Regions from separate parts of the Mus musculus genome. Here region 1 is linked to region 2. The links are chromatin contacts, found by POLR2A ChIA-PET in ENCODE. All regions are on one chromosome and are shown on one strand. Each heading gives the region's core, a stretch centred on a gene start or an enhancer-like site at or near the end of the contact. The rest is flanking DNA. Distances are from core to core; before and after follow the strand shown.

Evidence for each region. ChIA-PET counts read pairs that join two places held with the same protein, here RNA polymerase II (POLR2A).
Region 1: POLR2A ChIA-PET joins it to region 2 with 12 read pairs in Patski. The contact joins the promoter of Zbtb2 here to the enhancer-like site in region 2. POLR2A ChIA-PET finds 5 or more read pairs at or near these places in 2 of 5 experiments (Patski and embryonic stem cell).

The regions. Positions count from the first base shown.
Region 1 is chr10:4,385,152-4,390,272 of GRCm38, reverse strand. It overlaps Zbtb2 (zinc finger and BTB domain containing 2), which reads left to right and starts at 2,165. Exons shown (of 3, transcript NM_001033466.3): 1 at 2,165-2,428.
Region 2 is chr10:4,109,120-4,114,976 of GRCm38, reverse strand. The region is part of intron 26 of Mthfd1l (methylenetetrahydrofolate dehydrogenase (NADP+ dependent) 1-like); the gene reads right to left. Among named protein-coding and RNA genes, the nearest start is that of Gm25515, 7.7 kb to the right of the region's middle. Within about 2 kb of position 3,703, at least 2 of the 3 ENCODE cell types and tissues checked have a DNase peak (open chromatin) inside an H3K27ac peak, as active enhancers do.

The sequences.
Region 1 (5,121 bases), core at 916-3,415, 280 kb before region 2:
ATAACTTTTTTTTCCTGATAAATCCACTCAGATTGTTAGTATTGTTTAAAATAAAACTAGTTTGAGCTCCCAATTTACTAGATGTATTTTCAAAATACCAAATCAGCAATAAACTGACAAGTTTCTATCCAACTTGGGGCAGGCATGACTCTGTGTCAAGCAGACTTCCTAGAGAGGGAAGGAGTGTCCTTGGCATTGTCCTGGCCTGCACTAACTGATCCTTCTCTGCAAGGGCTGCTCTTCCCTAGCCTTCCCATGTGAACGCTTCCACTTAGACACGGTAGGAGAAAACACACGGAGCCCATACAGTCCCCTTAAGCTACTAAGCCACAATGGGGACTAAAAACCCAAATACCCTGCACATCTGGTGAGTCAAGCAGGCTGGCCTATGACTTCAAACTAGCTAGCAGCAAAACAGCCCAGTTCCAATCTGAGCAGCAGCTCCTATGGAGACCAAGATGCTCTAGACAACATATTGCTCCAGCAGGTCCTGAGGGAACAGGGATATGTGCTCTTAGCACAAGTCTTTAGAACCAGAGTAAGAGCTTACCACCAGGTTGTTTCTGTGAAACTGTTACAAAGTGCTGACAAACTATTCCTTAAGACTCAGAGAGATGGTATGTGGTACACCCTTATAATCTAATCCCAGCATCCCAAAGGAAATAGAATTGTGACAAGTTCCAAAGCAGCCAAGAGTTGCATAGCTTTTGACATTCTGTCTCAAAGACGTCCTTCCATCAAACCACCTTCACAAAGAACTCCACAATCTCAACTTGAAAGAACGAAGAACCTAAAAACCTTAACCATGACTCTCTCTACACAACAAATCACATTCATGTTGGTCTCTTTCTAAAGGAAATAGAGCATTCCAGTGTGAAGGACAGCACTGCTGTTTTACTGATAATGCCCTAGAACTCGCAGGTCACGGTCAGGACTCGTTTGTGGACGCAGACGTTTAAGCACTCTACAAGCCATTCATCTAGCTGATCAAAGGCTAGGAAAGTTCAAGGCAGGTATCCACGGGATCTGTTACTCACACTGGGCAACACTACAGCTACACAGATGTTTACATCCTCGAAGAAATTAGTCATCAGTAGGTGTACATACAACTGGATTGCTAAGCACACTCACTCGAGGTTTCTAGGACGCACAGTCAGTGTACAGCATTGTGCTAGGAGTCTGACTTTCAAAACCAAACGGGTTTGGCATCAAGGTCCTTACAGACTTCTGTGCTGGCAAGCCAAGTGTTAGCTGCCAGCACTTATTTACAAACAAGCGTAAAATCTAAGCTATGTAAAGTAAACCACTAACTCAAGCACGCAAAAGGGATAAAACTGTACTACCTGAAGCACAACTTCTAGCAAAAGGGAAACATAAAAGGTCAACTTTAAACCCTTAAGAAGGTTCAATCAGGGCATTCCAATTCCCCCGCCATGTTACCTGTTTCAGAATCTCCCTTTAACACACCCCACAGGATGGCAACTCTTGACTCTACTCCACTAGATCCTCAAGAGACCAAAAGTCAACCAGAGTATCGTCCTGTCCAAATGCACACAGCGCAAAGCACCACAAAGCTTAACGCGCAGGGAAGTATCCCACTCAATCCTAACGGAAACAGCTTAGCCTACAAGTCGCCTATGCAACGCAGCAAGCACCTCGACCTCGCAACACAGGACATGCAACGATAGCTACTTCTGTATGACTTTCAGCCAGCACCGATCAACAACAGCCCAACTCCGTATCTTCGGACGAATAGCTAACCCGGAGCAGTCCAAGGACAAAGGCAGAGAGAGCCAAGAGATGTCAAGCATCTCTTGACAGGAGAACGGGCATGCGTCTCCCTCTGCACCCCTGAAAAGACCGTCTGCAGCGGCAGGACTGGTCCTACCTAAACACTCTGTAAACAAGGGGGCCGGGCCGCCAGCCTCCGGGCCCGGCCGCTGAGAAGTTTCCTCGCCTCAGCTGCACATGGCTTGCAGAACTTTGGCTGGGGCCGCGAGCCCAGGCTGGGTGGAAGCCGCAGCGCCGAGCTGCAGGCGGCGGCAGCAGCGGCGGCGGCGGCGGCGACGGCGGCAGAGCAGCAGGAGGCGGAGGCGGGCGGGCAGGGGGGAGGGGAGCGGCTGGGGGGGCGGAGGGGCTCTTGCCGCCACTGCTCTCTCGCCGCCTCTCCCCCCCGGCGGGAGCCGCTCTCAGCCGCTTTGCACTAGTCGCTCCGCTCTCTCGGTCATGTGACCTTAACGTAACCGGACAGGAAAAGCCCCGCCGCCGCCGCCCGCCGCCGCGCCGGAGACACCGACCGCGGCGGCAGCAGCAAGCAGCAGCAGCAGCAGCAACGCGGGGCAGAGGCGGCGGCGGGGACAGTTAGGCCAGGCCGCCCGGCTCTGCCTCCCCTCTCACGCCCCGCCGCGGCCGCCCGCACCGGCGACAGGTAAGCGCGCACCGCCACCGCGTCCCGGGGCCCACGTGCCGCCCCCGGCCCGGGCTCCGGGAAGCAGCAGGGAGGGGCGGGAGCCGCCGGAGCTCGCAAACGGTTCCGGCAGCGGCCGTGGCAACAAAGGCGACGAATGACTCCCGGTCCCGGGGCTCCCGGCGAAGGCAGGCGGCGGGCCCTAGCGCGCGGGGCGCCGGGGCGGGGGCGGCCCCGGCGGGGCGGGGGCGGCGACGGCGCCAGGCGCCGGGGCCCTAGCCGCCTGACAAAACCATCCAGGCAGCCGGGCGGCGGCGAGTCGCGGCCGCTCCATCCGGGGCTTCGCAGGAGGGGGAGGGGACGGAAGCCGAGAGGGCGGGCGCAAGGGGAGGGGGCGCTCCGCGTTCCGGTCCTAGTCGCCGGTGTCTGCTGCCCGCCGCGGCCAAGGGCGTCCGGAGCGGGCGGCTGCCGGTGAGCGGTCCCGCGCCGGAGCCCCGCCAGGTGGGCCCATCAGGTGCGTACTCGGCCGTCGCCTCCCGCCGGGGTTGTTGTCTTCGCCGCCTCGGCGGCCAGGCCGCGAGCTGCGGAAGTGGGTTTGGGGGAGGGGAGGCAGCAGGGAGGGGGAGGGGAGGGATCCGGTCGGACCGGAGCAGGCCCGGCCTCTCTGGCGCGTCTCCCAGCTGCAGCGGCTCCTACAGCTGCTGTCGCTACTGCTACGGCTCCGCCTCCCGCTCGCGGGCGGGGGCGCGCACGCGCGCTTCCGGCCTCGGGTCTCGCGCTGTCTGAGGCTCTCGCGCGCGCTGCTCCCCTCCCCTCCCCCCTCCCGCCCCTCCACCACGCCCCTGGCGCCGGGGCCGTGGCGCCGGCCGGGGCGGTGCGCGCGCGAGGCGTAGGCGTCGGCATTGTGTTGGGCGCCGCGGGACTCGGGGCGCGGGCGCGCGGGCGCGGGCGCGGGCGCGAGCGTGCGGGGCCTAAGGGAGGGGCGAGCGAGCGAGCGAGCGGCGCGACCAGAGTGCGTTGCTCCCCCTCCCCTGGGCCCCTGGGGCGGACCCGGACGCCGCTCCGCCCGCTCCGCCCCCTCCCTTGCGGGGCGGGGCCAAGGCCTCCTGGGCGGGTCTTCGCTGCCTAGGGCTGCAGCCGGAGCGGTCGCGCCCTCCTCTGCCTGTTGGGCCAGGCTGGGAGAGTCTGTGCCGGGGAGTTAGGGGTTTGGGTTGCTGCAGGCGTTAAGCACAAGCTCCCAGACCGTTCGTTCACAGATCAGAGTGCATGCACAATTGAAAGCTGTGTAGGGTGCAAGCTTTCTGTTGCTTTTAGCTGGTAGTGGGTTATAAAGACTCCTGCAAATTAGATCCCGCAGCCGAGCAGTAAGAGGAAAAAATCTTGTGCCTGACAGGCTATTTGCTGCGAGAACTTCCCACCCAACTTCTCGAACAACTTAATCACACCTCGGGGAGTCTCTCTCCCAGTCAGTATTGTTCTTTCCCACCATCATCATACAATACCTTTGGCCCACTTAGCGCGAGCGCCTAGATTTTATTCATCTTCAGGGTGTATTGTTTTAATAAAATATGGCATAAAGAGAATTGATTTGCCGGGCGTGATGGCGCACGCCTTTGATTCCAGCACTTGGGAGGCAGGGGCAGGCGTATTTCTGAGTTCGAAGCCAGCCTGGTCTACAAAGTGAGTTCCAGGACAGCCAGGGCTACACAGAGAAACCCTGTCTCAAAAAGAGAGAGAGAGAGAGAGAGAGAGAGAGAGAGAGAGAGAGAGAGAGAGAGAGAGAGAGAGAGAGAGAGAGAATGGATTTGAGGCTATCGGAAGGGATGAACTCAATGTGTCTAAATGGTCTGTGTGTCCTTCGTGGTTGACACTGTCGGTATAGACCCTGACCACCAGACCAAGGCATTTGTACAACTAACATTTTATTCTGAGAGTCATGAAATTAGAATACATTTTGCAAGTGTGTTAGTCTTAGAGGCAGGCAGATCTCTGAGTTCGAAGCCAGCTTTGTCTACAGAATGAGTTTCAGGACTACAAACCCTGTTCAAAGAAGAAAAAAACCCTAGGACATTTTAATTCTCATTATTATGGTTTCTTACAAACAGAAAAAAAAATCAAATTTGGGGGTGGGGACATTCATAGTAACAGCTTTAGTTTGGTCAGGATATTTGAGACCTTGATAATTTTTAAGAATGTAAATTTTTTAAAGATTTATTTAATATCACACATAAGTACACTGTAGCTGTCTTCGAACACACCAGAAGAGGGCACCAGATCTCATTACGGGTAGTTGTGAGCCACCATGTGGTTGTGGGATTTGAACTCAGGACCTTCAGAAGACCATTCAGTGTTCTTAACCACTGAGCCATCTCTCCAGCCTGTAAATTCTTTTAAGCATGACATTGTTTCTCATTTAGTAAACTTGGGATTCCATGTTTTTTGTTTTTTCCTAGCTAAGGAACTGGCCAATTGTTGAAAACATCGTATTTTTTTTAAAAAAACAGGTGGAAAGTGTGACAGAAAGACGCACTAGTAGGCATTAGAGACCTTTGTCCCCTGGTTCCTGCCTCCTTGCTCACTTGTAAGAATGTGTCTATAAATGGGGGCAAAACTCCCACCGAAGTACTCCAACATGTCTTAATCATAGAACAACGGCTGGTAGAGGTTTTTTATGTAAAATTATATAACTGTACAGTGACTTCCAGATTTTTCAT
Region 2 (5,857 bases), core at 2,454-4,953:
CACCTCTTCCTCCCTCTGACCACCATTCTCCATGTCTCAGCACACTAGGATTCTTTTTTATTTCTATTTTTAAATTAATTTATCTTTATGTTATGTGTTTTGCTTGCATACATGTCTATATGATAATGTCAGTTCTTGGACTTACAGGCAGTTGTGAGCTGCCATGTGGTTGCTGGGAATCAAACCCGGGTCCTCAGGAAGAACAGCCAGTGCTCTTAACCACTGAGCTATCTCTCCAGGCCACACACTCTGATTCTTCTGCCATAAATGTCTCTAAACAACATCTCAGAGGAGACAGATTTGAGTCAAAGGGCTCCCATCTCTTCCACCCTTCTCTTTATTTACAATCGCTCTAGTAGGGAGAGACTTTCTGGAACATGGGCTGACATGGGCCTGCTCAGGAAATACTTCTGAGAGGACTGGAAGGCTGGGGTGGAGCTAGTTTGTAGAATATTTGCATGAGTTGGTCCCCATCACTGGAAAGGAGGGGAGCAAGACTGGAACCTCCAGCCCATCCACCCACTTATCTCCAGGAAAGGCAGGGTGGGATTGATTACAAACCCTCTGGAAGAAACTCTGATGGCTTTGAGTGTGGTGAATACCACGGGGGCAGAAGATCTAGCAGCCAGGACGCTCCAGACAGCACCTGACTTATCTCTTCTTCACCCGTCTCATTCACAGCAACCAGAACAAAGCAGTCAGCCATGACCCCTAGTTCTAAGTCATCCAGGCAGATTAAGTGAAGCCGGGAAGAGGATAGTAAGAACCATGGTTTTCAGTGAGCCAGTCATTCAGAAGGATGGGTAGCCCAGTCACAAGTGGCTGAGCCTTAGCCTATAGCATCTAACAAGATCTATAGGTAGAGAGTATCAAAACGGAGTTACGGGATGGAGTTGTACTTGGTGTTCCCTGGTTTTGAACTCGTCATGAACGTTCTTATAGCTGGTCATAGAGTTTATTTTGGAAACAGGATGACAACATACTTCATTCTGTTTCTTCCTCTATAGTGGGATATTCGATATGTAACTCCCTGTCTGAACACATCAGTAAGGTTGATGTGTCAGGACCTGGTTTTATGGCAACACTTAGCTGGATGAGGACTACCAGGTCAGACAGGATTTGTGAGCCTCTGAGGCTGTACTCCTAACTCTTTAGAAGACTATTATAGACGGTTTTGAGAACTGTAGTGCTGGTGAATTCATAATGGCAGAAGACTCCTAAAGGCTCCCTCATCTGCTGTGAGCTTATTCTCAGTAGCTAGCAGTCAAGTTGCTGTTCTACGTGGAGTGTCTCACTGCAGCAAGGCACACAGAGCTGAAACCAAGAGATGTACAGGGGGAGCGGGGCTTGGATTAACAAGAGACATTGCATCGATGACCTGGTCGACTAAGAGGCTACCCAAGGGAAGCACAGGCAATGTGCTTCACCTGGGTGCAGCGAGAGGCAGGAATGATGTGTGCTTGCCAGAGAAATGGAGCATTCAGAGAACATGTATATTCTCATGGCACTCGCCCAAGCCTGCCCACTCTCTATCTCATCCTGGGCAAGCTTGGGAGCTGCAGTTGCTTTGTGTTCAGTGGAGAAACAGATATGTTTGGAAAATGAAAGGTGAATGTTGGGAGGTACAGACAGACATGGGTACTACACTACTGCCCACAATTGATTCTTGGGGAGGGAGTGCCCAGTCTCCACTGGAGGCTGACGTCACAATGGGCTCAGCACCTTAAACTCCCAGCCTACATCAAATTAAATGCTCAGCGATTCTCAGAGAAGGCAGCGCTACCAATTCTCTCAAGAGCAGTCTAGCGCATTTCCCATTCCCATTCAACCCAGTATTCGTGGCTGGCTAATTTAGCAGACACATACTCAGTTTATCTTGTAAACGGTTATGAAGTCCAGATTCTATCAGTTAAATTTCTCTGCACACTGCCGTCTGAGTTTTACAAAAGGGTATTTTCTTACAAGTTTATCTTTTCTTTCTCATTTATTCTTCCCACTGAGCCCTCCGACAGACTCTGAGGGTGGCCTATTACTTTTTTTTTTTTTTTTTGCAACATTAGCATTTTGGCTTTAATTTTATTTCATTTGCATAAATGTCCCCTGCTTCTGATTATAGGATTCTTGGCAAAGCCCGTGGGTAAGGAAGTGTGATAAAGAGGGACAGACTATGACAAATGCCGGAAGCACAAGATGACTTGACGGGTGTCTCTCAGGCGCTCGAGTGAACAAGGGTGTATTTTTGCTAACATTCCTATGCCTGAAATCCAAACCAAAACCCCCGGGAATGAAAACAAGGAGGCCAAACGTGGAGGTGGGAGAGAATGGAATCAGATCGTATCAATCGCTAGAGAAAACAATAAGTTGATAAAGCTGATTGCAGGCTGGGCAGAGAGCGGCTAAATATGCAGAAAGTAAAAGAACAAGGTTCAACTCTAGTCTGGGATTGTAGCTCAATGGGAGAAGGCTGGGCGAGCAAGTGTAAGGCTGCATTCCACCCATCACAGAAAGAGAAGCCTGCCACTCAGGAGGCATCATCTCTCCCCTCTCGCTCTTTCCATTTCCCCCACATTCCAGGTTGGCCTTGAACTCCCATTCTCTCCCACTCTTGCTCCTTAAGTGGTGGAATGTGCCACCACACACAGGTAACATGGGGACTGCTTTCATTTAAGTTAACTCTGGGTTTATGCAGAGAAGAATTTGGCTTTCATCTAGGGAGGAAAAGATTGAAACAAGGGGATGGGACCCAGATGACCTTTTGTAGCAGAAAGGCACTGGCCCGGTGAGTCACACAGCGCTTTCTCCTCTTGTTGGTCAATAGTTTTTGGAAACTGAGGACACCAGTCACCGTCCTCTCCCTTGGACATAGCATGCTGAATGGACAGGAAGGTCTCCTCTGTTTCTGGGCAGAACGTGGGATTTCCCTGAACGGAGGCACGCTGCCATGCAGGCAGAGGACCCCCTGTCAGTACACCACGTCAAGAGGAAGCTGCTGATGTAAGGGCCATGTCTGAGGGAAAGCAGGAAACTCTGATGTTAGATAGGGAAGCAAAACGTCACAAGGTAGGGAAGAGGAGGGAACTGCCAAGGGCTCAGCCAGGGGCCACAGGCCACACGGAGCTGCATCATTCCCAACTCAGGGTGTTACAGATGCCAGGAGCTAGGGGCACCACAGAGGGGAACGTGTTTTGTTGAAACTTTTGTGAAGCAGGCTGGGAGTTTCTCCACTGAACTATGGGGCAGGAGAGCAAGGGAGAGGGGTGTAGGTGATTTTGCAGGAAGTACATTGTGTGTGAGCTCCCCCGATGGACAACCTGGGCTGGTGGAGTTCACCGCTTTACTATGGTTTGTACGTCTCACTTAGAGCACGGCTTGGGGAGTGTTTGCTTTTCTCACTGTGTAAATAAAAGTCTATCTCTGGAAAATGGCACAAACTGTCCCTCCGATTGAAATCTACAAGGTCTGAATGACTTCACCTTCGCCGGTGGGCAGTGGAATTTAGAAAGCGCTTGGCTAACCATGCATCCTGAAGTGGAGGGGGTGGCGGGTGGGGATGCATCCCAGCAAGCTGACCTGAATCAGCGCAGCAGGCAGCTCTACATTCAGTACATACTTAGAGAGCAAGGAGGGAAAACAGAAGGAGTTCAACGGAACGTGAGAAAGAACAAACCGGCAATGCCTCTGGAGGGTGAGGCCGGGGCTTGCTGTGTTTACCCCGCAACCCCTGTACCGGGTCCAGTAAATCTCCACCCAGCGTCATCTGGGTATGACGTCACTGATTCCCCCATTGGCTCTGGCAGCTTCCTGCTTTCTGGGGGCCAGCTAGGGCAATGATGTCAGGGGTGCACCTGGTAGTGGTACGGTGTGGCCAGATCAGGTCACCCATAGGAGAGACAAAAGCCATAGCAAGTTGAAGCTGATTTTTTTTTTTTTCTTTTGAGACAGGGTTTCTCTGTATAGCCTTGGCTGTCCTGGAACTCACTTTTTAGACCAGGCTGGCCTCGAACCCAGAAATCTGCCTGCCTCTGCCTCCCTAGTGCTGGGATTAAAGGCGTAAGCCACCACAGCCCAGCACGAAGCTGATCTTCTAATCGTTTGTCCCGGAGACTTCCACTTTGGGGTAGGTCCACCTTGGCTCCTCCCCACAAGGAGAGAATAAAAAAGGAGTGTGCACATGCATACAGAATCATCTTTTAGGATCTTTTAAGGATTCTCCTTAGGCAGGTCGCCGAGGGAATGGACTAGAAGACAGAAGGAACCAGATGGACAGCCACTGCGTGTCACGGATGTCCCTGCCTCAGTGTATGCCTTCCTCATGAGTCTTTGAGACAGATTCCCAGCAACTCTTAGAGATACCCTATATGGTGCTAACTACCCCATAAATACCACTAGATGGCTTAATTTGTTCTGGATGAATTGTAAGATTGTTAAAGTCCAAGATTCCAGTCAAGATTATCATAAAATCCTCCAGCCCTGCCAGACGTGGTGGTGCACGCCTTTAAACCCAGCACTCAGGAGGTAGAGGCAGGCAGATTTCTGGGTTCGAGGCCAGCCTGGCCTACAAAGTGAGTTCCAGGACAGCCAAGGCTATACAGACAAACCCTGTCTCAAAAACAAAAACAAAAACCAAAAACCCAGCCCTGTATGTCATAAACCTGACTTAACAAAAAAAAAAAAAAAAAAAGAATTCAGTCTAGGCATAGTAACTCATACAACGGCAGCATTTAGAAGGCAGAGGAACTGTGAGCTCAAGACTAGCCTGGGATGTATAGGGAGACCCACCAACCAGCCACCAAGAAAGCCACCTAGAAAGAACTCCCACTGTAAATTCCTTCAGAGTCCTTTGTTCGAAGCCTCGATGTGATATCAAAGAAAAACAGTCACAGAAAAAGCCAACTTCAAATGGACATCTGTTAAGAATTCAAGCTTGGTTGGATACCTCTCCATGCTGTTTTGGAAATGTGTAACTGCTTAGGAAAGCTCTTTGAGAAGAAAGAAGTCCTTTGCCCCCGTCTCCACCCCAACACCGAGTGTAAGAAGAGCACGGGACTAATTAACAGGGAGAAATCTCTGGGTTTTCTCCCTTTTGCAAAAACAGGGAACACATTCAGACACACCACCTTCAGAGAACATGTCTCTTAGGGCCACTTCAGCTCCTTCCCCTTGCTTGAACGCAGCGCGCCGCTTGCAGAACATGACCAGCAGCCCAAACAGGCAAGACGGAGACATGGGGTCAGATCCCACACGCTGGGGAACTCTGATTCTCCTGAAAGTGTTTGGCCCAAGTTAAATATTGTTCTAAGTGCTTATGGTTTATCATTTCCCCATTTATCATATTTTTTATGTTATAAAAGTGATATACGCTACTTCACACTAAGGGTTTGGTGTGGTCTTTCTGGTCCTTTCTCTAAGGAATTTATGTTCCAACATTACTTCACATATATGGCTTACAGAGTAAATAATATTTCATGCCAAGTGATTAAAGAGGCTTTGTAAATAATTAAAGGCTGAACCAATGTGATAGGACAGAGAACACCTGATATATATATCACGAATCTCTTTCATCATGAGATTATTTTTTGAAAAGTTACACAGGCTCTTGGGTTTATTGGCTATTATAAATCACCAGCTCCAAGGAATAGAGTAGTTTATAAAATTTGAGGTTGGGAAAATTATAAGAAAGTATTTGCTCCTTCTGCCCCTGCTCAAAAAAAAAAAAATGCATTTGGCAAATGATTTCTTAGGAAAAGAGGCACTGAGGTGTGCACTATACCAGTTGACAATCTTTTATTATTTCGTAATTTTCAATAATATGTTGGGGAGAATATGTATATGTAATGTCATCCTAAAGAAGCAGGGG